Linked DNA regions of Mus musculus: region 2 is linked to region 1. The links are chromatin loops, found by intact Hi-C in ENCODE. Cell type or tissue: left cerebral cortex. All regions are shown on one strand. Each heading gives the region's core, and the rest is flanking DNA. Links, peaks and the distances in the headings are about the cores only.

The links. Hi-C counts contacts between places; a loop is a spot of excess contacts. Peaks named below come from ENCODE experiments on the same cell type or tissue, not always from the same donor. Only the 100,000 strongest peaks of a DNase experiment are listed, where the experiment ranks them.
Region 2: it touches region 1 in a loop (2.9-fold over the local background); 2 of 42 quality-filtered maps call a loop at or near these places.

What each region holds. Positions count from the first base shown.
Region 1 is chr16:7,043,907-7,056,691 of GRCm38, forward strand. It overlaps a transcript of Rbfox1 not described here. Among named protein-coding and RNA genes, the nearest start is that of Rbfox1, 20 kb to the right of the region's middle. In left cerebral cortex, for the core only: a CTCF peak has its summit at 5,901 (motif pointing right); DNase peaks (open chromatin) are centred at 5,463, 5,632, 5,891 and 7,807; H3K4me3 peaks cover 669 bases; H3K27ac peaks cover 1,144 bases.
Region 2 is chr16:8,326,145-8,338,929 of GRCm38, forward strand. Gm26159 (a small nuclear RNA gene) reads left to right here and starts at 10,849; the gene lies at 10,849-10,952. Gm29936 (a long non-coding RNA gene) reads right to left here. Exons shown (of 5, transcript XR_875877.1): 5 at 12,762-12,785. In left cerebral cortex, for the core only: a CTCF peak has its summit at 7,407; a DNase peak (open chromatin) is centred at 7,359.

The DNA of each region.
Region 1 (12,785 bases), core at 2,896-10,895:
CTTCGGGTCTGTTCCATGAAGCCTTCTAATCTGTCAAAGACTGTTCACTCCCAACCTTTTAATCAGCCCAAATTTAACAATGAGTCAAATACTTAAAATCCACATTAAAGAGGGGAGGAGAAGGGGGCTCTGAAGTGGCCCACACCACTGTCAATACCCAACGATGGGTCATTTTTCCCAACCTAATGGTGATACATGAGCTTTGTTTTAAATAGTGAAGTGGTTTGTACAAAGGGTAATTCCTGGTAAATGAAGCCATTGCTCATGGTGGACACCTTCAGATCGAAAGCAATTGAACTGAAACCCGCACATCAGCCCTTTCTGTCTTTAATTAGAAAGTGCTGCTCAGTGTGGAAACTCACTGGGGTAGAAGGGCTCTCTCACAGAGGTTGGATGGCAGTGGAGTTGTGGGGGGCCGGCCTCTATGCATCAGATGAGCTTATAAATTTGGGACACATTAGGTAAGGCATAACCATTATGACTGCGTAGGAAAGTTCAATTCTCATTGCAGCGAGTCCCCTTGCGTCTCTCCATCCGATGATTTACGGAGGGCACAAATGACACTTTATCACATTTTTTTCTTCTTGGCTAATCCCATACTGATTTATTAGTTAGTGCTGTGGATTGGGGGTAGTCAATAGTGTCAATAATGCAGAAGAGAATTAGGATAGATTATCTTCATGTCTGAATTGTTTAAAGGGATCTAAGTGGCTAGAATGAGCATATCTGCAGGCTTGCCTAGCTGTTTGCCATGAGATGTCTGCCTGCCTCTGTCTTCAGATATTGTCTGCTATAAATTGTTTGATTAACGAACCCTGCTGGGATTTTTTTTTTCTGGCCTTTTCTAAGGAAAGAAAGAAAGTACGTGTCACCGTTCTGAACAGGGTGAGGCCCAGTGTCCACTGGACTGGGCTGCTTCTTTGCCTCACCTCCGTGGAGAGAAAGATGTCATGAACTTGGTTGGCTGCAGGGTTATCTAGATTGCCACTTCCTTAAAGCCACTTAAAGCAACCGTCATTTGTGGAAAACATAACGCGTCTGCCTGTCCACAGACAGGAGTCTTCCGTGCCATCCCTCTCTGTCTGCCATTTCGTGGTAGGTTGTGTGTCAGAACATGCAAGCCAGCAGCTCTGCCTGAGCTGGGAATGGAGAAAGCCTGGATCATTAGTGCTCACACACCATCTGTTTTCCTTACAGCTGCCCTTTGAGTGATTGTCCGGTAGCTGATGTGCTGAGGGTAGACAATTGTTTTTTAGGGGTTTCTGATTCATTTCGCCAAGCTCCCTGCCCCAAGAGAAAACATAATGCTTGTTTATTCATACTGGCTGGTAAAAAGCAGTGTAGTTTATCAGGCAAATCATGGTCTTCTGGAAGAGAAAGACTTTGCGGCGCAGTAAACAAAATCAGGTTGGCACATCTGTGCCTAAGGGGGCTGGTGATGGGCATGGGGTATCATCCTGAGAAAGAGGCAGGGCTGGCAGACATGGACATAATTGTCCCATCTGCAGAGACTTCTTTAATGGACACGGAGAGGTGTCCCAGTGTGCTGCTTAATTCAATTAAGACAAACATAGAAAGTTCCGTTCATCAATAAAGTTGCCTGTTTCCAGTGCTGCTGGAGAGAGTCCTGCAGGGCTGAGCTCTGGTCTGTGGCTGTCACCCTGATGTCACTTGCCTTTCCTGGCTCTATGGGGTCAGCTCTTAAGCATAATAGCTTAGAAGGGCCTTGGCTCTTTTACCACGCTGAGTGCAAGTAAGTTGGGGAAATGGGCAGTGGTCACACGGTCTGTTCTTATAGCTGGAAACTATTAGGAAATGGCTTACCCAGGGATCTCAAATTCAGTGCCCAAGCCCTTAATAAGGATAAGAAATCGACGATGGAGGAAATGTGCAGACTCCTGGCGTGGCTTGGGAAGTTGTCGCTGTTCTTCCTAGGATATTGCAGCCATGATTGTTTGCTATTGGCTGAGAAAGAGCAAAAGACGATTTCAGTCTACTGCCTGGAGCCTCTGCTTTAGATTCCTCTACTGCAGATCCACATTTCTTGTATTTAACAAGTGTTTGACAGTGTCCAGAGCATCATCTTAGCTTTGCAGTGAGATAGTTGGGGTCTTTCAGCCTTTTCCTGGATTTTACCCACAATGCCTCAGGGCGGATGTATATTGAGTGTAGCTGTTCAGAACAGAGAGGAATAGATAAGTATGTGGGTTAGAATCTTAGATCAAGGAAAGAGAGTAGTCACCACCCTCCACTTGAGTGTAATGTTCAGCGGAAGTATAGTCACTTGTTTCTATGAAAATTGTTTCCAAGTGTTGTCGCTATTTTAGAATGTTACATAGTGTCCATGCTGTTGTGCAGCCGAGGCTCCAGTAAAAGAATGAATGTGGATAGAGATGAACCCAGAAAATAGCTTCAGATTAGGGAGCATGGGGTAGGAGAGGAGAAGGAGGCTCAGGAGGCTCTGGAGACCTGATTGTTCTTCTGACCTGAGAGGAAAAGCCAGAAATTCAGCCTAGGGGTAAAGAAGGAGCAAGAACCCTGTGGGGGAGGTGACAGTGTAAGTGGTCATGTGTTGGCCTTGCACGTGTTTTGTGCTCAGTACCCAGCCCTGCTGGAGGGAGGGACCAAGCAGGTTTGTTGGCACATGTCTAAAAACTACAGCACTCTGAAGGCAGGGATAAGAGGATCCTTTTGTCTTTCTAGTCAACTAAGTTAGCTTTCCAGGACAGTTCCAAGCCAAGGAAAGACCCCCAACTCCAAAGAAAATACGGGCAGCGTCGGAGGAGTGAAATAGGTTGTCTTCTGACCTTCATGTGCACATATGCACATGTACCAGCAAGCACGCATCACACACACACACACACACACACACACACACACACACACACACACACACACACACACAGAATTATTCTCAGCTACAACAGACACTGTGGTAATCTCACACTTAGACACACAGAGACATCAAGCAGTGGAAATGGGTCTAATACAGAGTGGTCATTCTCTAAGGGCAGAGTATGGGTCTGATTGGCTCACATCATTTTGAATGAGGTGCAGGGTGGAAAGGTAACCTATGGAAAGAAAGCCATTCCAGAATTGTGACCTGGTACCTGTGAGGTATGGACCCAAGACAGGGACAGTAAGGAAGGGGAGAGCTTTGATCAAACTGCTAAGGAGTCATATTCAACAAGAGGTGCCAAGGCTCCTGTTGACAACTATGTAATCATGTCAAGGGACATATATGATGTGAACAAGACAAACATGGCCCATTCTTTCTCCACCTTCCTTGTTTTTACCTAATAACTACAGCAGGTGACACATCTTTACAGATTTTGAAATAAGCCTACATTTAAGTAGACAGGTACCCTTGCCCAATTATAGTGGTGATATGGTTTCCAGTATACATGAAAATCCACAGTCACTCCCTCTCATACTTGCCCACTGATTCTAGGTTTATAGAGTTCACATGGTGTGTGTGTGTGTGTGTGTGTGTGTGTGTGTGTGTGTGTGTGTGTCTCAGTTATTGTGAATTTGAGGTTAAACCTCAGGCCTAGTACATGTTAGGCAAGTGCTTTCCCAGTAACCTTCGGGCCTCCTTTTACATTTTATTCTGAAACAAGGTCTTAGTTGCCCAGGCTGGCCTTTAACTTTGGTTCCTCCTACTTCAATCATCCTCATTGCTGAAATGTCAGGCCTTGGCTACCACCACCCTCAGCTCATTCTGTGCCTATTGAACCCCCACGGGGTGACAGATGCCCTCAGGAAGCAAAGCCTAGAGCTTCTGTCTCTGGGAGAGTCTTAGCATCCTTAACATCATTATAATACTGCATTTAGACACACATCAGCTTGGTCCATAGAGTGTTTTATGTCATGTCTGGGTTAGAATTACATCTTCCTTCCTTCCTTCCTTCCTTCCTTCCTTCCTTCCTTCCTTCCTTCCTTCCTTCCTTCCTTCCTTCCTTCCTTCCTTCCTCTGGTCCAATATGCAGAGAGAAAGCACATATAATTAACTTACATCTCTCTCTATGTCACCTCTCCATCCCTCTGCCCAGACAGCAGCAGACAGCAAAGGAAAGACATCCTGTACTTAATGATTAGAGTGTACAGAGGGCTCTGAGACAATGGACTGAGTCAGAAGGCTGCTGCTGTGGTCCTTAATGCTCACCAAGGCCTTAGTGGCTAGACAGTTGCACCTCATTTTGATCTTTTTCTCTGCGTTGTTTCAGTACACACAGAATAGGAAGCAGAGCGCGAATGAGGTAAATTCAGAAGGCCAGTGTGTGTTTTCAGAGACTTAATGACTATTTTTCTTTCTCTTCTGTGGCTATGGAACAAAGTACAGGCAATTTTAGGATTTAAGGGCCCAGATTTCCCTGGGCTCGGGAGTAGAATACAAGGAGACTTTGGGATTAATGAGTCTTTTCTTTTCCTTGGGGGCAGACGTTTGCCTGGCACTCACCTGGAGAATGGGATTTTTCTTATTGGAAATAGCAGCAAGCATCTGTGGGGTTCCTTCTAGGAGAACTGCTTCCTGAGCCTGGGTTAAGTAGTGCTTAGCTCTTTGGAGAGGATAAGGACTGAAATATGATGCCCCTCTCCTGGAATACTTCAGGAACAATGAGGAGCAATTATGGAATCTTAGTCAGGGAGAGAATATTTCCAAATGACATGCGAACACTGATGTTGCCTTAGAAGCCTGGGTGTTCAACCCTCCAAAAACAGTCTACAAAAAGCAGGTGTCTCTTGTCCTTGTGTAGAACGGGCTCTGAGGCCAAATCCCAACTCTGTTATTCATGAGCTGATCTGACTGAATTGAGCAAGTCACTTAACTTGATTTGGACCTTAATTGCTTCTTCGGAAAAAATCGAGACTAGAATGCCATTGTATATTGTTCTTGGTGAGGTGAAGTGGGATACCACTCAGGGCTCGAGATGCAGCAAAGAGCCCATAGATACTGAAGATATGAAAAAAAGCAGATCCTAACTTAGCCGTTAAGAGATAGAGAATTGTTTTAAGGTAACAGAGGGCCGGCTCCTGGAAGCTTCCCACTTCTATTTGTATTTTCCTGAATGGGAATACCTATGTGTGTACCTATGGTCTGTTGAGGTTATAGGTACCAGCAGCAATCGAGGGCCACTCTGCGTCTCTCATCCATCCTGTCTGCTTAGTTCTCTGCTTTCCTTCCTCTTTCGGGTCTTTCCCTGGTGGTTGTGATATGGCTACATAGCTCAATTAATGCTCTCTGACGGGAAGAGGGAAAGTAAAAATCACCCGGCTCCTGTCAGCAGCAAAGTTATTTACTCTCAAAAGCTGACGGAATCACACTGCAGGAGCTTCGTTTATTTCTATTCAGAATGTCGTGGTGCCCCGTGCTGGAGACTCGGAACGTGCTGATGCGGATTCCAATAGGCTTCAAGGCAGTGAGTGGCTGCTCGAACGCGGACCATCAGGAGGAGCCCTGACAGGGATGGGTCCCTGGATCACTGACTTGGATACCAGAGTAAGCGCCCTAGCTAGGGAGAGCTAAAGGAGAGGAGTTCATTCCATTCTCGGTGCTTCGAGAAGCAGAAGAGCCCCTGCTGTCTGATTGTTTGTCCCTTTTATTCTGGGAACATAAGAGCAAGGTGTAAGGGACTCAATTTGGGTCACTCCTGGAGTTTCTGGAAACACAAAGGCATCTCCTACAATCAGCTCTGCGCTGGCTTCGCCATCCATCGCCTCTGCTTACATGGGCTGACAGGCTCACTCATCCAGATAACCTGCAGAAAGCTATGCATTTGTTTTTCCTTTTTCTCTTTCTTCTCTCTTTTTTTCCCCCAACTTCAACACTTTCCTCTCCAAGGAGTCAGAGGGGGAGCTGTTGAAGCAGGAAGAGAAAGGAGTCTTTGCCTGTTGGTGCAATTTCAGTTCTTTCCACTAGGGGTCTCTGTGTCAAACTCAGGATTCCCCCACACTTTGTTTTTATGATCCTTATAGCCTCCCCCGCCTCACTCCCCCAACCCCTTTTTTTCTCTTTTGGATCAGTTTTGGGAAAGGAAGCCCTTTCTGTAAACAGGAAGAGATACTGTGAGTCCACTGAGGGGACCAGACAATTTTGCCATCCTCAGCACCATGATGACAAGGGCATAATTAAAATAGTGACATAATCAATAACGTTTATGGAGTCCTGGGTGGCAAGCACATGACTCAGCATATTTACGTGGATTATCTCTTTTAATATTACACACAGGCCTCCAGGGAGTTGGTATATTTACTTCTTCTTCCTAGATTTGTTTATCATTTTCTTTGCCAGGCAGGGTCTTGCTTTGAAATACAGACTGGCATCCAACTCAACTATCCTCCTGCCTCAGCTTCTTTAGTGCTGGGATTATAGTTGCGTAGCAGCAAGTCCATTTTAGGCTTCACCTGCCTTTCTACCTTTCTTCCCTCCTTCTTTTCTTCTGCTCTTTGTTTCTTCCTTCCTGTCTGCCTGCCTTTTCTCCTCTCTTTCTTTCATTCTTTTGTTCTTTAACATTCAGAACAAAAAACTTCGGTGGTTGATGTTTCAAGTCACAAAGTGTTCTTCCTCCAGACCCCATGCCTAGACCTTACTCTGCAGTGAGCTGCCTGTCCTGCCTCATCCTGCCTTGGAAGCTTCTGGTGTAACTTGATGTAAGAGGCTTGTGCCAGGCTGTTTGTCTGGACAGCTCTACTGACCACGGTGCCCCTTGACTTTGCTTTAAAAGAAAAGACTTGTTAGAAATGAGGTTGTTCTGAGCATCCTTCCTCCCCGAAGCAGATTCTGGTTTCACATTAGTTAGCTATGTGAAGGTCTGCCTCCTTAGACCAGACTAGTATCAAGCTCACTATGTCACACAATCTGACCTTAAACGCATGGCAGTCCTCCTGCCTCAGCCTTGTGAGTGCTGGGATTATAGGCCTGAGCCATGTGATTTCATCTTAACTCCTTAGGTTTATTGGTTTGTATTTTAGGACACTTAGTAACCTTGGATTTACAGAGGTTTCAAAGAGAAAGTTCGAGGCTTCTAGGTCACACCCACAGACAGTGATAGAGTGTGTTTCTGCAAAGCCAATTCCAGCCCTCCAAACCTCTCTTTGAACCAAAGCTCTTCAGCTAGCAGGGAATACAGTTCCTGCCTGGCTCCATCTGTATTAATGATTTATAAGCCACACCGCTGCTTTTGTTCACGAGCAGGGCCTTGTCCTGTTCATAAAGGCATTTCAGGGAGTGGGGTCCTGGCTGGCCATGCTGTTAGCTTGCTGCTGTGAAGGCTGCTTCATAAATCAAAAGAGCCTGGTACTTTACTGCCTCAGAGCTCTGAGATGGTGTGTGGATGTGTGCGCAGTCTGAGTGCTTGTGTGCGTGCACAAGCCCGTGCGGATCAGATCCACTGAGGGACGGACAGCGTTGCCCTTCCATAAAGAATGAATGAAGGCGGAGATGCAACTGGTCATAGGTGCTTCAGGGTAAGGGCTTGGCTTCCTGGCAGCTCCCTGGCCCCATTTGCCTTTCACTGGATGCTTAGGCTTTTCAGTGTTGCTCCTGAAAATGGACTGATGCTACTTTATTAGCATGAAGAGATGCAAACCCCATTAGAACCCCCTTCTGTCTGCATCATCAGAACCTGCAGAGGAGGCAGGAAGGGCTTACTGAAGGCTAATGCTACTTATTCTCGACAAGCCAGCACACAGCTTCCTGTGCTTTTAAAACAATGGCTTTGGGGATGTTTTCTCAGACTTACTACAATTTCATTTACTCACCAGAATGGAGTTCTGCCTTGTTTTGAACAAGTGGGAGTGCTTTTTATGTGGGCCTGGAATGTTGCATCGAGGAAACTTCTCTGAAGTGAGCTGTAGAGCACTCTGATTTTTAAGCCTGGAGACTGTTTGTTTTGCTTTTAGTGAAAAAAAGAAGTTACAGTAGCCTGGTTTCTTTGGAGCTGTGAATTCTTTCATTGCATGCTCCGAGAGCAGCATCATCATGGTCTCGTTTGTCCCTTGGTTTGTTTTCATTCTGCACTGCATGTTTTAATTCTATTTTGTGTGTCTGTGTTTTTCTCCCCACTGTAAAACGAAGAACACAAAACCGGGGTAGGACTGAGTAAGAACTTGAAGGGAGAAATAAGGGTATTTAGGAAATTCAAGCGCTACTTTAAGTGTTCTACCCAAGACGATGGCTTTGGGGTAGCTGAAATACTGGATTTCCAAGTGCTGTTACTAAAGGAAAAGAAAACAAGTACTTAAAGCTCTTAGCTTAGGAAATAAGCATGTCAGCTGAGAAGGCTCCTCACACGAGAATCAAACGGAGAAACTCACGCTGAAGCTCCACTCTGCCTCCCGCTCAAAACAACGGCTTGAAACTCTTTGATAAATATCAAAATTTGGGTGCTAACTGGTTCCTCATCAACATTTATGCCTATGAAAATATTACTGTTTTTTTTTTAAACGACCTCATGTGCAAGTCAGTAGTCATGAAATTGAGACAGATTCGCTGAGAAGGGCTGATGTTCACTACACTATCTTCCTGAAAAGCAGAGGGCAGGGTGAATGTAGATTTACATAAGTAAAGAAAAGATTTTGCCATGTTTCCTCAGGACCGGAAACACGATGCAGCATTTCAGACGGAGAAAGCAGGTGCCCTGAAAGGGACTCCAATGATCCTATTGTGCGTGTCTGTCTGTGTTTGTCCTCTATTCTCTGAACCCGCCAGTGCCTCGTTGTCTTTAATTATGTCTACGAGGCACAAGACGGCAGTCAACATCTGCTCCTTTGTTTACTTGGCTAACATATAGCTTTGATGGCTTATTAAACAATCTATTTTTCAAACCCAAAACAGAGAAACCAGCCGAACCCATATTATGGCATTCTATAAAGACCCATTATGCAATTAGCACTTGGGATTTGTGCAAAGCTGGTGATTCACCCAAATAAACATCCCTCTGTTCCCACAGCTTTTGATGGCATCGTGGAAAATATAAATTTAAAAAAATCACACAAAAATCTGACCACATTTCCTCCTTCTTCATCATGCCTACCAAGATGATGATGTGCGGATGAGAGAAGCAGATTCTTCACTCTTTTATATCGTGTGTGTGTGTGTGTGTGTGTGTGTGTGTGTGTGTGTTCCTGCATGTGTAACTTTCTCAAATGCTGTCTTTTAATTCAAGCCAGCAATTACAACAGTGTACATGACAAAGGTGTGCAGCTATGGAAGCCAGGCTTCTAAGAGTTTCGCGAGTGCTACAGAAGTAAAGAAATGCTGATTTTTAACCCTTAGTGGCATATTCTTAGCACAGCATGACCTAGTAATAAAACCTATCCAGACAGGAATTCAAGAGCATATGAGGTCCACAACGACGAAATCACTTCAGAGGCAGCTAAATGGCTAGGTGCTTAGAGGTGCTTGCTGCTAAGACCAAGCACCTGAGTTCAATCCCCAGGACCCATATGGTGGAAGGAGAGGACCAACTCCTACAACTATTCTTTGACCAGCATCCCCCCCCACACACACACACAGGTGAGAGTGGTCTGGTTTTGGATTCTAAATATGTCACAAATCTTATAGAAATATCTATTTAGGCGCAATTATGAACTGTTGTAGAACTTGGCTTTCACAGTTGAGCAATAGAAAGAGTTATAGGATAAGAAGCATAGCATTGTCAGGAACATAACATGAAGTGGGTTGTACAGTATCCAGTATGATATCCAACTACAGGCAAAAGTCTATAGATGTCTACACTCTACTCTTACTGGTGGTGGTAAAGAAAGAACTGGTAGTAAAAAATTTTAGTGTTCATGGTTCTATAAAATTGGGGGTCTTGGTGGTGATGGTGGAGACACAACACTGTTGGCTACACAGTAGAGGTGAAGTTCATGGACTAGCAGGTGACAATGGAAATGAGCATGATGGTGATAGTGAGGTGGAGTTAAAGACTGTGGTGGTCATAATCAAGTAAACAGAGGTGTACCATAAACATGGTAGTGGAAATGCAAGCCAGCACCTTCTTGGTGATCATAGATGGGACAGTAGGTTGATGATGGGGACTGTGGTTGAGCCGCTTGTGGTGAGATTGAGATGGTGGCGATAGTGGCTATGATGTCATAGCAGGTGATCCTGGAGACTGAGGTGGTAATGGACTTGTTGGTTGTAGGTTACATTGATATTCATGGCAGTAGTGGAATAATGTATTGGTAGGTGATGATGGAGACAGAAATAGGGGTTGAGGTATTCATGGTGAGCTCAAGATGGTAGTAATGGTGGCTATGGTGGAAGGGCAGGTGTTGCTGTAGGCAACAGTGATCAATAGGCAATGACAGTAATTCTTAGAATAAAACATAGTAGAAGAGTTTCACCTATAAGCCCCAGGGTGCCATTTTCCCTTCAGTGCATGCTCTGTTTTCTCACCTGTGAAAATGGAGCTTAGTCATTCTGAGACTGAACCAATTACAGGAGCTAGGGTACTCATGCTCAGTCATTCTGAGACTGAACCAATTACAGGAGCTAGGGTACTCATGCTCAGTCATTCTGAGACTGAACCAATTACAGGAGCTAGGGTACTCATGTTCAGTCATTGTGACAGTGAATCAATTACAGGAGCTAGGGTACTCATGTTCAGTCATTGTGAGACTGAACCAATTATAGGAGCTAGGGTACTCATGTTCAGTCATTGTGAGACTGAGCCAATTACAGGAGCTAGGGTACTCATGTTCAGTCATTGTGAGACTGAACCAATTACAGGAGCTAGGGTACTCATGTTCAGTCATTGTGAGACTGAACCAATTATAGGAGCTAGGGTACTCATGTTCAGTCATTGTGAGACTGAACTGAGCTCATATTTATAAAACAAGTGCAAATGCTTGCTTCTCTCAACAAACATGTGAACACAAAAATAGTTGGTTAAACAAAGTGCTGGCACATAATATAGCCTCAAAGGCAGAAAAGGTACCTCATAGCTTCTGTCAGCTTCTTCTTTTCTCATTTGACTTTTCAGAGCAGGCAGAAATGGCCACCTCTCTCCTCCCTCCACAAGACCCATCTCTATCTCCTCCTGTGTTGTGTGCAGAACAGGTGTGTGATGTTCCAGAGTTATGGAGAAGTGCGACATGAAAAAAAGGCTCCGAGTCATCATAAAAATAACACCAAGGCTGCTCCACAAGGCAGGCAGATGAGCATACTGCTAGCCAGCATGATAAAAAGCTATAGCAAATGTTGGGTCCCAGTGGGAGGGGACAGACATATGGGGACCCACTATATTCAAAGTGGACATCACTGCTGATTTTTAAGTGGTTAAGGCAGACTATTCCAGGACCAAGGTTTTTATTTTTTTCCTTCCTTCCTTCCTTCCTTCCTTCCTTCCTTCCTTCCTTCCTTCCTTCCTTCCTTCCTTCCTTCCTTCCTTCCTTCCTTCTTCCCTCCTTCCTTCCTGTCTTTCTCTCTCTCTCTCTCTCTCTCTTTCTTTCTTTCTTTCTTTCTTTCTTTCTTTCTTTCTTTCTTTCTTTCTTTCTTTCTTCCTTTCTTCCTTTCTTCCTTTCTTTCTTTCTTCCTCCATCCTAATTTTAAATCCTTTAGTTGCTTTTCAGCCCTTTGTTCTATTTTGGTCCTAAAAGGCACATTCATCTTTGAGGCCAGCCATGAAGTCTCAAGGGAGGTAAGATCTGTATGGTAGTCATGAAACAAATGTAGATCCTGGACTCTGTGAATCCCCACCTTCGCCTCCAAGCAGTTAGTTGAGGGAGATGAAAGCGGACGAGGAGGCATATTGTAAAGTGCTGACTATTGAGCTCGGAGCTGTGATGGCTGGGTATGCAGGACTGTTGGTGCCTACGCCAGGTGTGCACTTCCCAGCATCTGTGAAAGAGACAGGCAACCCTCCATGCTAGACATTATTTGAAGATATATGGAGAGGGGCACCTGTTTTCTGTCAATGTTTATATGCTTGGGCACAAATAGAGGGGAGATAGTGCCATCGGTATGACATAGTCCCAAAGCAGTGGCCCATCTCCAGAAGGATATTTTGGAATTCTCATTTACTGCCCACAGAGTCTTTCTTGGAACTTAGAGGTTTGAGACTAAAGCTGGTATATTATGTGGGCACATGAATGAAGAGCAAGCTCCTTAGTGGCACCCAGGAAAAGGGAGAGAGGACTGGGAGTCAGACAGGTGTGGTGTTGAAGACGAGATATGTCACTCACGTAGCCCTGAGTGGTTCCAGTACTCTCCTGTATAGAAGGCAGCCCTCTGAGTACTGCTGAGGCCATGGTATTGTTAGAAAGATTGAAACAAAGTCTTCCAGTGATGAGAATTGTATCCTACATACATTGCGTTCTATGGAAGTTTTGGAGTCTGGGGTGTGAGTGACATAGATCTGGACTCCCAGTGTTCTAGGGGGAAACAGAACAATTGTGGTTGCTGGGAATCGAACTCAGGACCTCTTGAAGAACAATCAGTGCTCTTACCCACTGAGCCATCTCTCCAGACCTCCGAAACAGAACAATTGTGAGTTCAAAACCAGATTAAAAAAAATATATATATATGCAAACTTTGATATATGTATATATATCAAAGTTTGCATTTACATTGAGTAAGGGCTACAGAGATGGCACAGTAGGTAATGTGCTTGGCATGTAGCTTTGAGGATCAGGCTGAGATCCCTACAGCACACTTTTAAAAGCCAGGCATGGTGGTACATGACTGTAATACTATATCCAGGAAGGTTGGAGACATGCAGATCCTTGGGGCTTACTGGTGAGCCAGCCTAGCCTTATCAGGAGAATATGGAGATCCT
Region 2 (12,785 bases), core at 2,676-10,675, 1.3 Mb after region 1:
TTGCTTTGGGTCATAATACACAATAGTCCTATTAATTCAGCTTTACATTAAGATTGGCATTAATTAAAGGAGTGTGTCAGTGACACATTTTGCAGACCAATACTGATGGTACAAAGATTCTGAATTTAATGAATGGAAATATGGGACTGGAACTGTGGAATTGGACTAGCTTCCACAGAAAGACAATGGAAGAGGGTAGGATGACTTTGTTGGGAGCCAAGAGATAAATGTCTCTCCCAGACACTGATTAAAGTCATTAAAAACAATACTTTGTCTTTTAATACCTATACTTCCTCATCTATAAAGTGAGGGTGAAGATAATGGATGCTTAAAGGAGTCAATTAACTAATATATGTAAAAACAAATATTGGCAAAGTCATAAAGAGATGGTTGAAATCCTTAAAGAAGGTAAAATGGCTTCTGTAATCATAGTTTAGGTTGTTTGAGTTCCTAATGTTTCCTTGACCTTGTTTGAGGCCCCTGAGTTACATTAATTTTGCTATTGAGAAAACTGAGCTGTAAAGACAGTAAAGATGCATTAAAGTAAATCATCAGAGGGAATGACAGAGTGGTAGAGCTGATGTTATTGGTAGACTAAAAAACCCTAGACACACCTACCTTGAGCTAGACATCTCCCAGTGGGGAATAGAACAATAGAATAAAACAGAAGGCAGGACCTCTGTATTAAAAGAGTTTACATTTTTGTTGAAGAGATAGAGATAAAAAACATAAATGCATGAAAAACCTGAAGAAAAGAAAAGGGTGACTATCAAGAATTAGAAAATTAGTCAATGACAATCCATTGAGAAGGGGGAGGAGTGCCACAGTTTAAAGCAGTTGGTATTTTTAATCGAATAGAGAATAGGTTGCCTGAATCCAGGTAGATTCTGTCTGGAACATCATGTAGGTGAAAGACTTTAGGTCTGGAAATTGTGTAGATGTATACTTCCAAGTTGTCTCAGAAAGTTGGGGAAATTTGTTTAGTATCTCCTGGCTTCAGCTTCCCGGGTTACAAAGTGAAATTCAACCTTGGCCAAGATGTCTCGAAGATAAGGTGTGATAGCGATGACAGTGAGGAAGATGAGACCACAGAATACTTGAACACCTTCCTTCCCTCATCTCCACCATGGATGTAATCATGACACCTGTCATTTAAGTGTATTATATAATATAAATGAATATAAATGATTAAAATGGATATAAATAAGCTTAGAGGTGATGCTACACACCCCTTGAATCCATGAATTGTTGTGACAAAGTATCAGTTGTCATGACTTTAGAAAATACTTTCTTAGCTCCCAAACAGAGCCACAGGATATATGGCATATATATATATATATATATATATATATATATATATATATATATATATATGCTAGCAACATTCACAACTCCCCAAATATCTTGTTTGAGTTATGTGACTTCTCCTGGGGAGTCTATTACTTATTGGAACATAGTTTATAGGGCAGCTGTGCCATCAAGAAAAGTCTTCCCACCACTTAGATATCTCCAAGGCACTGAGGGACCTCAAGCACGCATGAGATTTCCCCCCTTGCACCAGGGGATATTACTGAGCCAGTCTTTGAGGATCTCATGCAGCACTCATGGCTTCTGTGGTTTCAAATGACAGTGGTCAGGGCATGTCTAAAGATCAGAGCAGTCAATAGCCTAGAATGTGGTAGTACTAGCAATGACCAGTTCTACATACGGGCTCAGAAAATTTAAGAAGGTTCCCCAAATCCATCCAGTAACCAAGTGGCAAAGCTGGATCTGGGACTTAATCTGCCCTTTAAGAATGATGTTCTTGTCTGAGAAGTTGTATATCATGAAGATATTTCTCAAGACATAGTAGCCGTTAAATACTGTTTCATGGAGAGATGATGAGCAAGCCTTTCTTCTTTCTGTGACACAAGAAAGCTCAACAGAGGGTGGCATCCCTTCTCCAAGATGTTCCATTTTTTATCAACAACCCCTTCCCAGATGCCAATATATTATATTTTGTAGTAAGACGTAAGATTTTCTGAGGAACATGATGTATCAGCATGTCTAAATACTGTTCCTTCTCTTTATCCATCACTCATAGCAAATGCATTCTACTAACCCAACATAAAGGACAGGTGAGAGGATGACAGTACTCAAAGTTATCACTGCCTACTAGGTGCAGCAGGTTTACAAGAGGATGCTAATCTACAAAATTCCTAAAGATTGGGGCCACATGGTATTTTCCATAACTGTTTAGATCTCATCCTTGGATGTGAAATCCCACACTACAGTGTGTTCGTTTTTATCCTACTAGATTGATAGCTAAAGAATTTCCCCATGATAAGTCCTTGTGAATGGCTTGGCCTGACTTATTGTGAAAGTGGAAGAGCAAGGTCCAGGAAAAGAAACTAGCTTAACCCAGTTCCCAAAGCAAGACCATTTCAGGACTGTTACCAGAAATTTTACCCTCTACAGTGAACTTTCCAGAAAAACTACTCTGACACACCAATTTCTTTAAGAAAAAATGAAGTGAAATCATGGTGAAGTTACCATTTCACAGCTTGGTAATAACTAGACGTTCTCCGTTGAGGCTCAAATTGCAGCTAAAGACTAGGCAAGGCTTTCTAAGAGACTTCAGTGAGGAAGGAATTCATATATGCAGTAATACTCTTCCTTCAGCTGAGAGAGATGTCCTTTCCCTCCATATCAAGATGAGCTTCACAAAGACCATGATAACAGGTGCTTCTTTCCTTTCCTAACATAATATGGTTTAGAGCATGTCTAAAATAATATGATAGTAAGGAGTGTTTACCTGTTTTCTTACAAAAGCAACTGATTTCCTTTGCCTGTAAGTCTTTAGGTCAAAGTTTATCTTCCCATACACTCAGATACATAATATTGAATGTCTACTGGATACCAGACACTAGGGGATACAGGCGTGAAAAAAAAAAAAACAGACAGGTTCTGTCCTTACTGGGAAACATATGGTACCTTCAGAGACAGGAGAAAGAGAGGAGGATCTAGAAGAGGAGAGGGAGGAAGAGGAGGAATAATAAAGAAAAGAGGAGGAGGAAGAGGAAGAGGAGGAAGGAAGAGGAGAAAGAGAAATAGAAAGAAATACAGGAGGAGTGTAAGAAGGAGGAGAAGAGCTGGAGATAGAAAAAGTAGGACAGGGAGAAGATGCTGGAAGAAGAAGAATGAGGAAGAGAAGAGGAGAAACATAGAGGCATAATAGTCACACAGAACAGAACAGAACAGAACAGGGTACAGGGTACAAGGTACAGGGTACAGGGAGGAACTAAGACCCACAATGAACAACCATCATAAGATGGCATAGAAACAAATAGAGAGCAGCCATAACTCAAGAGAGAAGATTGTACAGAAAATGACAGGATAAATAGAGAAGCAGCCATTTGGATGTCACTCATCCAAGGAGAAAGCTGATTGGCTCACAAGTTGGGCATGAAACCCAAATGGTCCCATAAAAGACCTGAGGTTATATGTAACTCCAGAAAAGAGAGGTTCTGGGCATAGACAGCTGTAACATACACCATTTCCAATGGCTCCAATCAGACAAAAGCCTTCATATGTTTCTTTCCCTAAAAGAATGAAAGGAGAAAATATCGCCTGACTCATGAACATGTGGAAGCCATAGCACAGAGACAGAGTAGGGGGAAACTGAGTGAGGCGTTATCAAGGAACACACTGCAGGCCTGTGTGCATTCATGAGGTACCTATCTCCTCTGTGTACCCAGCCTCTCCTGTGGAGAGCTCAAAGATACAAAAGCACAAAGGAATTGGAGCACTGAAGTGACTGCCCAAGTAACCCAAGAGAAGAATACACATGGCGAATCCTGAGACTCAGCTCAACTAATGATAAAGAGATGTTGACACCATTACCAAGTGGGGCTTGGTTCGCCTGTCTTTGTCACCCCACCCAGCAAACAGTTTTGTATGCCTTCCACTTATATGTAACCCCCATTAGACTATAAACTCATTTAACCAGCTACTACTTGATACCTCCATCCAGATGAACTGTATATAATTTAGGTTTAGCATTCCAAAGTTAAACAACTAGTTTTCCAATTTAAACAATTCAGGAATCAAATTATCCTTTTTTTTTTCTGTGAAATAAATGTAGATGAGGGTTATTCTACAAACCAGTAAGCTTCTAGTTTGAGTTGTTTGGTTTGGTTTGGTTTGGTTTGGTTTGGTTTGGTATGGTTTGGTTGTTTGGCAGACTCTCACTGTATAGCCCCACATGATCTGGAACTTTCTATGTATCCCAGACTGGCCTTGAACTTGCATCAATCCTCTTGTCTCTACTCCCAAGTACTGAGATTACAGGTCTGCACCACCACACTTGTCTTAAGTCATTATTTCTAGAAATCACCTGTCCTGACCACCCAAGAGGAGATATTGTTGCCTTAAACCAGGAATGCCACAAGATATGTGGAAGTCTTTACTAGAACATGTGTTCCCACCTGCTCACACCTGGTTAGAATTCAGTTTCCAGAATAGAGGTAGGAAAAGAGCTTGATATGTGAGGGGCTTTAGGTTCCAGTGCTTACAGGTAAACATTCTTTGACCATTCGCTCACACTGGAATGACCAGTGTCTGTTGAAACAGTGCGATTTTTTTCCTGGGAAGACCAATTAACTATGAGAAATTACTTACAAATACTTTAAGTGGGGCTCTAAGTTTCTTTTCTGTGGTGTTCGTTTCTTAGGCTGGATTAATTACTACAATTTAACTCTGCTGGAAATAAAATAAATATCAAAAGCTTTGCAGGAAATGACTGCTGGCCTCCAGTCTAGAGAAAAGATTGAAAGATTTCTCTCTCCAGATAAAGAAACTGGAAAGTCTGAGCCACTGTGGAAGCTTCACAGCCTCTCTCTGGGAGCAACTCCACAAAGCTCAGAAGAGAGTTCCACTCGGTTCTCTTCACCTAAGACCTACTGTCACCAGAACCAGATGGTGCCAGAGGATAGGGCTTGCTGGCTGGCCAGTCATCTGCTCATCATTGTCATGACTGTAAGAATGTGGGAAAGATCTCAGGACAGACTACTTTAGAAAAATGCTAGTTTCTATCTGTGTTATTGGATTCCAAGGGTGGTGGTGGTTGTGGTAGTAGTGTTTGTGGTGGTAGTGGTTGTGGTGGTAGTGGTGGTGGTGGTGGTGGTTGTGATGGTAGTGGTTGTGGTGGTGGTGGTTGTGGTGGTGGTGGTTGTGGTGGTGGTGGTTGTGATGGTAGTGGTGGTGGTGGTGGTGGTTGTGATGGTAGTGGTTGTGGTGGTAGTGGTTGTGGTTGTGGTAGTGGTGGTGGTGGTGGTGAAGAAGGATGAGGAGGAGGAGAGGAAAAAGAAAGGAAAAGAAGAGAAAGAAGAAGAGGAAGGGGATGGAGGAATAGGAAGCAGAAGGAGAAGAAAAAGTGGAAGAAGAAGAGGAGAAGGAAAAAGTATAGGGGGGATACAGGAAGGAGGGAGAAGAACTGAAGGTGGAGGAAGAGGAATGGGAAAGAAGACACAGGAAGAATGAGAAGGAGGAGGAAGATAGGTACAGAGAGGCAAAACAGTCACACAGAGCAGAAGAGGGTCCCAAGAGAAACAGCATCATCAGTGATGGCGACAGCTGTAGTCATTCAGTGTTCCTCCTCTAGACATTTCATCACACAGTTTTCACACGTGACATCACTTAGACAACACTGTCATCCCTTGCAAATAACAAAACCACGGCCTGGAGAAATTTTTTAAATGTACCTGTGTCAGTAAGATGCCTGAGCAAGTGAAGACAGTCGCCACCAAGCCTACCCACCTAATTCCATCCCATGGTGGAAGGAGAGAACTGACTTCTGTAAGTTGTCCTCTGATCTCCCTCCATGCATGCACATAGAGGCTATCCTCTGTTACACACACAGACACACACACACAGACACACACACACAGGATAGATAGATAGATAGATAGATAGATAGATAGATAGATAGATAGATAGATGATAGATAGTCTAAAATAACACCCCCCTAATTCACACTACTAAGAAAGAGAACAGTCTGAAGGGCCATGAAATTGCTCAGTCAGAAAAGTATTCACTGCACAAGCGTAAAAACCTGATTCAATTCTCAGAGCCCATGTGAAAAAGTTGGACATGACAGTGTAATACCAACACTAAGAGATGGAGACAGGGGCATCCCCAGGGCTAACTGGCTAGCCTAGCTTTCTTGGAAAGTCTTGAGTCTGTCAAAACCCTGTCTCAAAAATCAGTAGGTAGATCATATACTGAGGAATGATAATAGAAGCTGTCCTCTGTTCCAGACATGCACATACGTGCGCACACACACACACACACATAGAAACACATATGCACATGTGTGTGTTCATACACACAGAGAAAGAACAAATTATTTGAAAGCCACTGTTTTAGCATGTTAGTTGTCGATGGTTCTATAACACAATGCCCTGATGTGTCAGTACTTAGTGGGTCAGGAATCCAGGCGTGGCTTAGTAGGTGCCTCAGCTTCCCTCGGGGTCTATAATCAAGCTGTCAAAGAGGTCTGAAGTCTAATCCAAAGGTTTAACTGGACAAGCCTCCATTCCTCACCTCACTCAGGTGGGAAATCTCTTGGCAGGATTTATTTCTTAGTGGTCTGTTGGGCTAAGGGTCTCGGTTTCTTGCTGCTAGTCAGAAATGAGTCACTAGACTGAGTCTACACTTAAGGGAAGAGGGTTACACCAAGAGTTGCTGGTCCCTGAGACTGTGTTAAAGGCTGTTTACCCACAGCTGCTTTCCCTTTGGATTAAGCAGACTGCATTAATATGCACACGATTTAGTCTTCTGAAAGGGCCTTTTCCCGGTCTCACATGCATTGGCTGCATTTGTCTTGCCCACACCCTTGTGGGATTTCCTGATGCATTTGAAATCTAGTCTCCTTTTGGTTGCAATCTTCTTCCTCCTCACTTCTCCTCCACTCCTGAAATCTTCACTCCAGAGAAGCCTCATGCATCACATCTATCCTGGGAGCACCTAATCCAGTGTCGAGATTTACAGATAAGAGCATTGAGACTCAGATTCAGTCAAGAGAAGGGGCCTCCCCCAAATCCCACAGGAAGCCATAGGCAGGCAGGGCAGGGACCCTGAGCCTCATCTGCAGCATATCCCTACACACCAAGATCCTTGCTGCGAAATCAATCCAAACCAGGCTCTTGAGCTCTAGGGGAAATGCAGACATTTCATCAACATACAAATGAGGGAAACACTTTGGTGGCTCTTCTCCCCCTGTCCCCATCCTTTGCTTCACAGGGGGCTGGCTTCGTTCCCTCCTGGGAACGGGAAGAGCTCACTAGTTAGCTGAGCTGTGAGCAAGCCTTTTTGTGTGAAAAGCCGAAGAGTCCAGGAGGATACAGCTTCTCTGTGGTCACACAATGCCCTCTAGCCTTGAGTCAGGGTAGTTCCAGGAGGAAATTTTGGAAAACAATGAAGGACTGTGAATCGCACAAAGCCCACTGTGCCCTTAAGACAAAGCTGTACGATCTGGAGATCCTGAGGACCCAAGAACTGCCAGAGAACTGCCATGAGAAGCACGGGCACGGTGCAGCAGTTCCTGAGAGTCTGTCTGTCCCTTTCAGACTCTCAAGAGGGACCACAGCAGCATCCATGAACAAAAGGGTTGAGATCTTTTTTGTAACTTTCCAAATATCTGAAACATTTTCCCTGATGTAAAAAAGATTAACAAATGATCGTGCACCTCTTATTTGGCTTTTGGAGTGCAGGGGATTCATCTCAAGCCCTGCACGTGCTAGGAAACGCTGCCAGGGCTTCATCTACAGCCCACCTGTCATATATCCAGTCCAAACACTGTGGGCTTAATGTCACACATCTGCCCTGTCCTGTCCACCATTCAGAGTATTATACTCCTTCATCTGAATAGGCAATAGAAAGCTGGTGTTTGTATTACAGGTTTACTCAATAGATGTCTACTAATTACCTATGTGCTGTGTGTTAAGGACATGAGCCGAATGAACTCCTGAGGTATTAAGTAATCTCTCTCCAATTTCCACCTACTTTCTTGCTTCTGAGCTGTGCAAGTCCCTGGAGCCCGCTCAGATCACCTTCAGTGCCAGGGTTGGAGATGTTCAAAGCATCTCTTTTCTTATCCACTAAAATGGTTCCAGGGCATCAACATTCCAAGGTAACCCTTGGAACTGAGCTAAGTTCACCAGAGGAGAAGGCAGCTGCACTTGCCCCTAGAGTAGAACCTGCAAGAAAGCAAAGGCAAATCAGGCAAAGAGAGCTAAGCCCAGGAGAAAATACATCTGATGGTGGCCTGGGCCCTAGGCCCTTCATCTATCTTCTAAGAAAACAGAAACTGGCGTTCTATTATTGTCAACAGAAAATGTCATCGGTGGATCATCAGTCCTTAAGGAGCTCACAGTCCAGTAAGGCAAAGTGTATCTGATACAGAGTACTATGTGAGCATGATTGTTAGTATGGAAACATGCCTACAAAGGTGGTTTGTTTTTTCTGAAAATAAATAGAGGGAATATTAAAGAATCCCCCATAGGAAGTCTGCCTTCTGCTGTGATGTGCCAGAACAATTTGGACAGGCAGCAATGACCAGGAGGAAGGACACGGATACATAAAAAGTAGAGAGAGGCAGGACCATGTTCCAAAGTAAGCCTGTGCATTGGGGAAGTTTCCCTTAGGAAGGATTCAGAATCTTTATAAGGACAGTGAAGCTATATCTTCTGGACATGTGTACATGTATGTCCCACTCAAAAACTCACAAGATTTGATAACACTGAGTCCAGCCAGTATTCCAGCACAGGCTGGAAAGTAGCTCCTGAGACCATGACTCCCATTTGAGGAGCTGTTGGCAGTTAATGGTTGCTGGTGATAGGAAAAGTCCTTTTCTTCAGGGCTATAGCCTCTGGTAGGTTGCCCATGATACAGTAACTCCCACCCAAAACAACAGAAGGCATGAGAGCAAGTGGAGCTCCTTGGAAAGAAGAAGAGGCTCCACAGAAGTCTAAGGAGGATAAAAGATGATGAAGAGAGAGAGGGGGGTGAAAATACATGTATGAACTGGTCAAAGGTAAGTTTAAATTGGGATTTCATGTGTCACTGAAATGACTCAGACCTCAGCTATTTGGACCACAAAATAAGATCATACTTATTTGCTAAAATCCTTTATGAGCTACATCACATGCCAGAAAAGTTACCTTTTCTAGGTGTATATTTAGTGAATTTGGGTGTGTTTATAAAGTTTATAACGATCATCAATAACCCATAGTCATCTCTATGACTCCATCACACACTCCTGTTCACTCTTCCTCTTGGGCCTAACAGTGCTAATGTTTTCTGTCTCTGTGAATTTGACTATTCTTGAATTGCTTTTTATTGATATTGTGTTTATATTATTTTATTATTATTTTTAAGGTGCTGGAGATCAAACCTTAGTCTCTGTGCATGTACTTACTATTGTGACTATTTCTATCTAAGAAAGGGATCGGGAGTGAGGAACAGAAGAAGGGGGGAGAGAGAGAGAGGGAGGGAGAGAGACAAAGAGACAGAGACAGAAAGACAGAGAAAGACTGAGCAAGCAAGAGAGACCCAACAAGAAATGGGGGAGAAAGAATGAAAAGTGTTCTTTCAGGCACAGTGTAAACATCAGAAGACAACTTTCAGGGACAGTTCTTTCCTTTCTCCATTGGTTTCATGGTCTCAGGTTGATAGGCTTGTGTAACAAGTGGTTTCACCCCCTGAGCCATTTCAACAAGCCAACAATAAGATTCTATTTTTTTTTTCCTGTGGTGGTGGTGGTTTGGTGTGGTTTGGTGTGGTTTGGTATGGTGTGATTTGGTTTGGTTTGGTTTGGTGTGGTGTGGTGTGGTGTGGTTTGGTTTGGTGTGGGTTGGGTTGGGTTGGGTTGGGTTGGTGTGGGTTGGTCTGGTGTACATGGGTTAGTCATGACGGTAGACAGTAAGGAGATCATCCATTGTGTCTTTTTTTTTTTCAGGTTTTCTGAAATTATTTTTGTCAGTTAATTATTTTATCTGTGTTCATCCCAAACGTTGCCCCCTCTTCATCCCCCCTCACAGAAGGGGAAGGGGAGACCCATGGTGTCTTTTTTTAGTTGCTCTCCACCTTTTCCTGTTTTGAGACAAGGTTTCTCATTGAACCTACAGCTAACACTTTCAGATAGATTGGGTGGTTAATGAGACCCCAAGATCTCCCTGTCTCTACCCCATTCCCAATATCAGAGCCACAGATTCATGCCCACCCATGCAGCAAGTGCTCTATTGACTGAGCTGTTTCCCCCTCCTCAAGACTCTGTCCCCTACCCCATCCCTTCTTCCTGTCACTTGCCTACCCAGTCATAGCACAGAGCCTACCTGAAATGAAATCTTCCAAATCCAGTCAGGAGTACTTTGCTTTTGGGGATAATTGGGCCAAGAGATTACAGTTGGAGGTTGGAATAAGGATCATAGATGGAAAAGGACCTGAACAGTAAGCAAGATGGTGTACGGCCTGGGGTGAAAGGAGAGGGGATTGCCAGGGGTGAGAATGTGGAGGCCTGAAGCTCAGGCTCTATGTGGAGAAACCCCAAAGCACTGAAGAACAGAAAAGGAAGCAAACAGATTGTTCTTTAGGTTCATTCTTCCAGATAATAGGTACATGCTTACCACAGAATCGTCCCCTGTTTGGCTGGCCTCCAAAGCTAACTTCTTCTTGGCTCTATTAAAATAAACATCTTTATTAACTAGAGCTGGGGGTATCAAAGAAATTTGGAGATTTCAATTTTTTTCATTATTATCATTGAAAGACATTGCCACATTTGATATGAGACAGAAAAATGAAGGCAGTCTCATGTTTGCTTCAATATATATAACTAAAATTGGAACAGTACCAAGATGATTAGCATAGCCCCTACACAGGAGGGCACTCACGTCTGTGAAGCATTCCACGTTTTTTTAAATAATGAAGAAATTCTCAGGGCATAGTTCTAGAGAGTGGGATGAGTTTCTTCAGAATCTAGAGTATTCCATCTCAGGCTGAGGAGCCTGTGGAAGAAGGGCGGTGTTGTCAGAATAGTCTCCTCCTGTCTTGTAATATCTTCCAAAGTGCATGCATCGCTAAGTTATGCATCTACTTATTTGAGCAGCTCGAGACAGTGACAGCTAGATTAGCTTGTGTCAGTATTTAGCATGTCCCCAAATCACCTCAAGTTCTTATTTTAAAAGTCAGGCTCCTGAATGCTATCCCCAGAGTTTCCCAATGTCCTTGAAGCAAGTGTTTGAAAAAGAGACTTGGGCAGCACCAATTAAAGATTTGGGCATAGCAAATAGTTCTCAAGTCGCAAATGAACTCAAAGCAGTTGAGCTTGTCTGTTGGAGCTCTAGGCAGAGACAAGATCTGAATATAAGCCATCAACTGGTGATGTCTGCTGTGGGCAGAGCATGGCCAGCTGAGGCACAAAGGGCATGGGTTTCTCATTCCTATAGCAATTATTCACTGAGCACACAGCATGAGTCCTCCTTCCCCAGAGCTGTGGTAATCACCTTTGCAACATCCTGGCTTTAGTTTATGTATGCCAAAGAGATTATGAGAATTCCTTCATTCACATCTGATATGAGGATCTCTGTGCACAAACAGACCCAGGAACTCTGTCATTTCAGCCCCATACTGTAGGAAAACCTGTGAGGGGAGGCATCCTAAAACCAAAAGCGTGGTGGAATACAAGGCGTAGTGCTGTGACAGGGCAGTAACAGGAGCAAGGAACTAGGCCTATCTGAACAGAAGACAGCTGAGTCTGGTCCTAGAGAATGAACAGGACTTTTCCAGGTGAAAGAGGGAGAAAATAGACCAGAGTTGAGTACAGACGCTGTAAACAAGCACACTACAGGAGTATGTCTTTTGGAATTTGGTTACTTAGACACATACACACACCCATGTGCATGCACGCACACGTGCATGCACACACTCACACGTACATGCACACATGCATGCACTTTCCCTGGCTCTTCTTTACTACTATGTCCTAGCCCCACAGACATGCTGTTTCTCAAAGTTTTAAGACTTCTGGGGTGGGGGCATTGGAGGAGTTGGAACAAGGAAAGGGAAGGAGGAAATGATGTCATTATATTTTAATTAAAATTTAAAATAAACAAAAGACTTATGATGTTCCCAAATGAATTCTTTGCCTCCCTATAGGCCAGTCTGTGTTCTAATGTCTCAGTTTAAATGTCAACTCTTGAGTCACCAGAACTTAGTGTGGGGGTAGGGTGCACATACCTGCTGAAGTACACCATATGTCAGGTAAAGCAAAACTACCCAAGCCAGATAGGTATGAATACCTAGCCTCTATACACAAGTCAAGGCAGTGGCCATTCTGCCATATTCTTGTCTTGCCATACATACATCACACATCTGACAAACTGGAGACTACGCACTAAGTTCTTCCACCCCTCCCCGCCCCCATACCAAAGAGAAGTAGTATGTTTCCTGGGGCTTCCCTCTTTTCCTGAGAAGTGTCACATTAGTTGCTTTTCTATTTCTACAATGAAACACTATGACCAAGAAGACAAACCTTATAGAAGGAAGAGTTTATTTAGAGCTTACAGCTCCAGAGGGATAGGAGTCCATGACCATCATGGCAGGGAGTGTGGCCGTAGGTAGGTGGACAAGGTGCTGGAGGAGCAGCTAAAAGCTGACATCTAGACCCACAAACAGGAAGCAGAGAGTGCACACTGGGAATGGTGTGAGTCTTCTGAGACCTCAAAGCCCACCCTAGTGACACTCCTCCT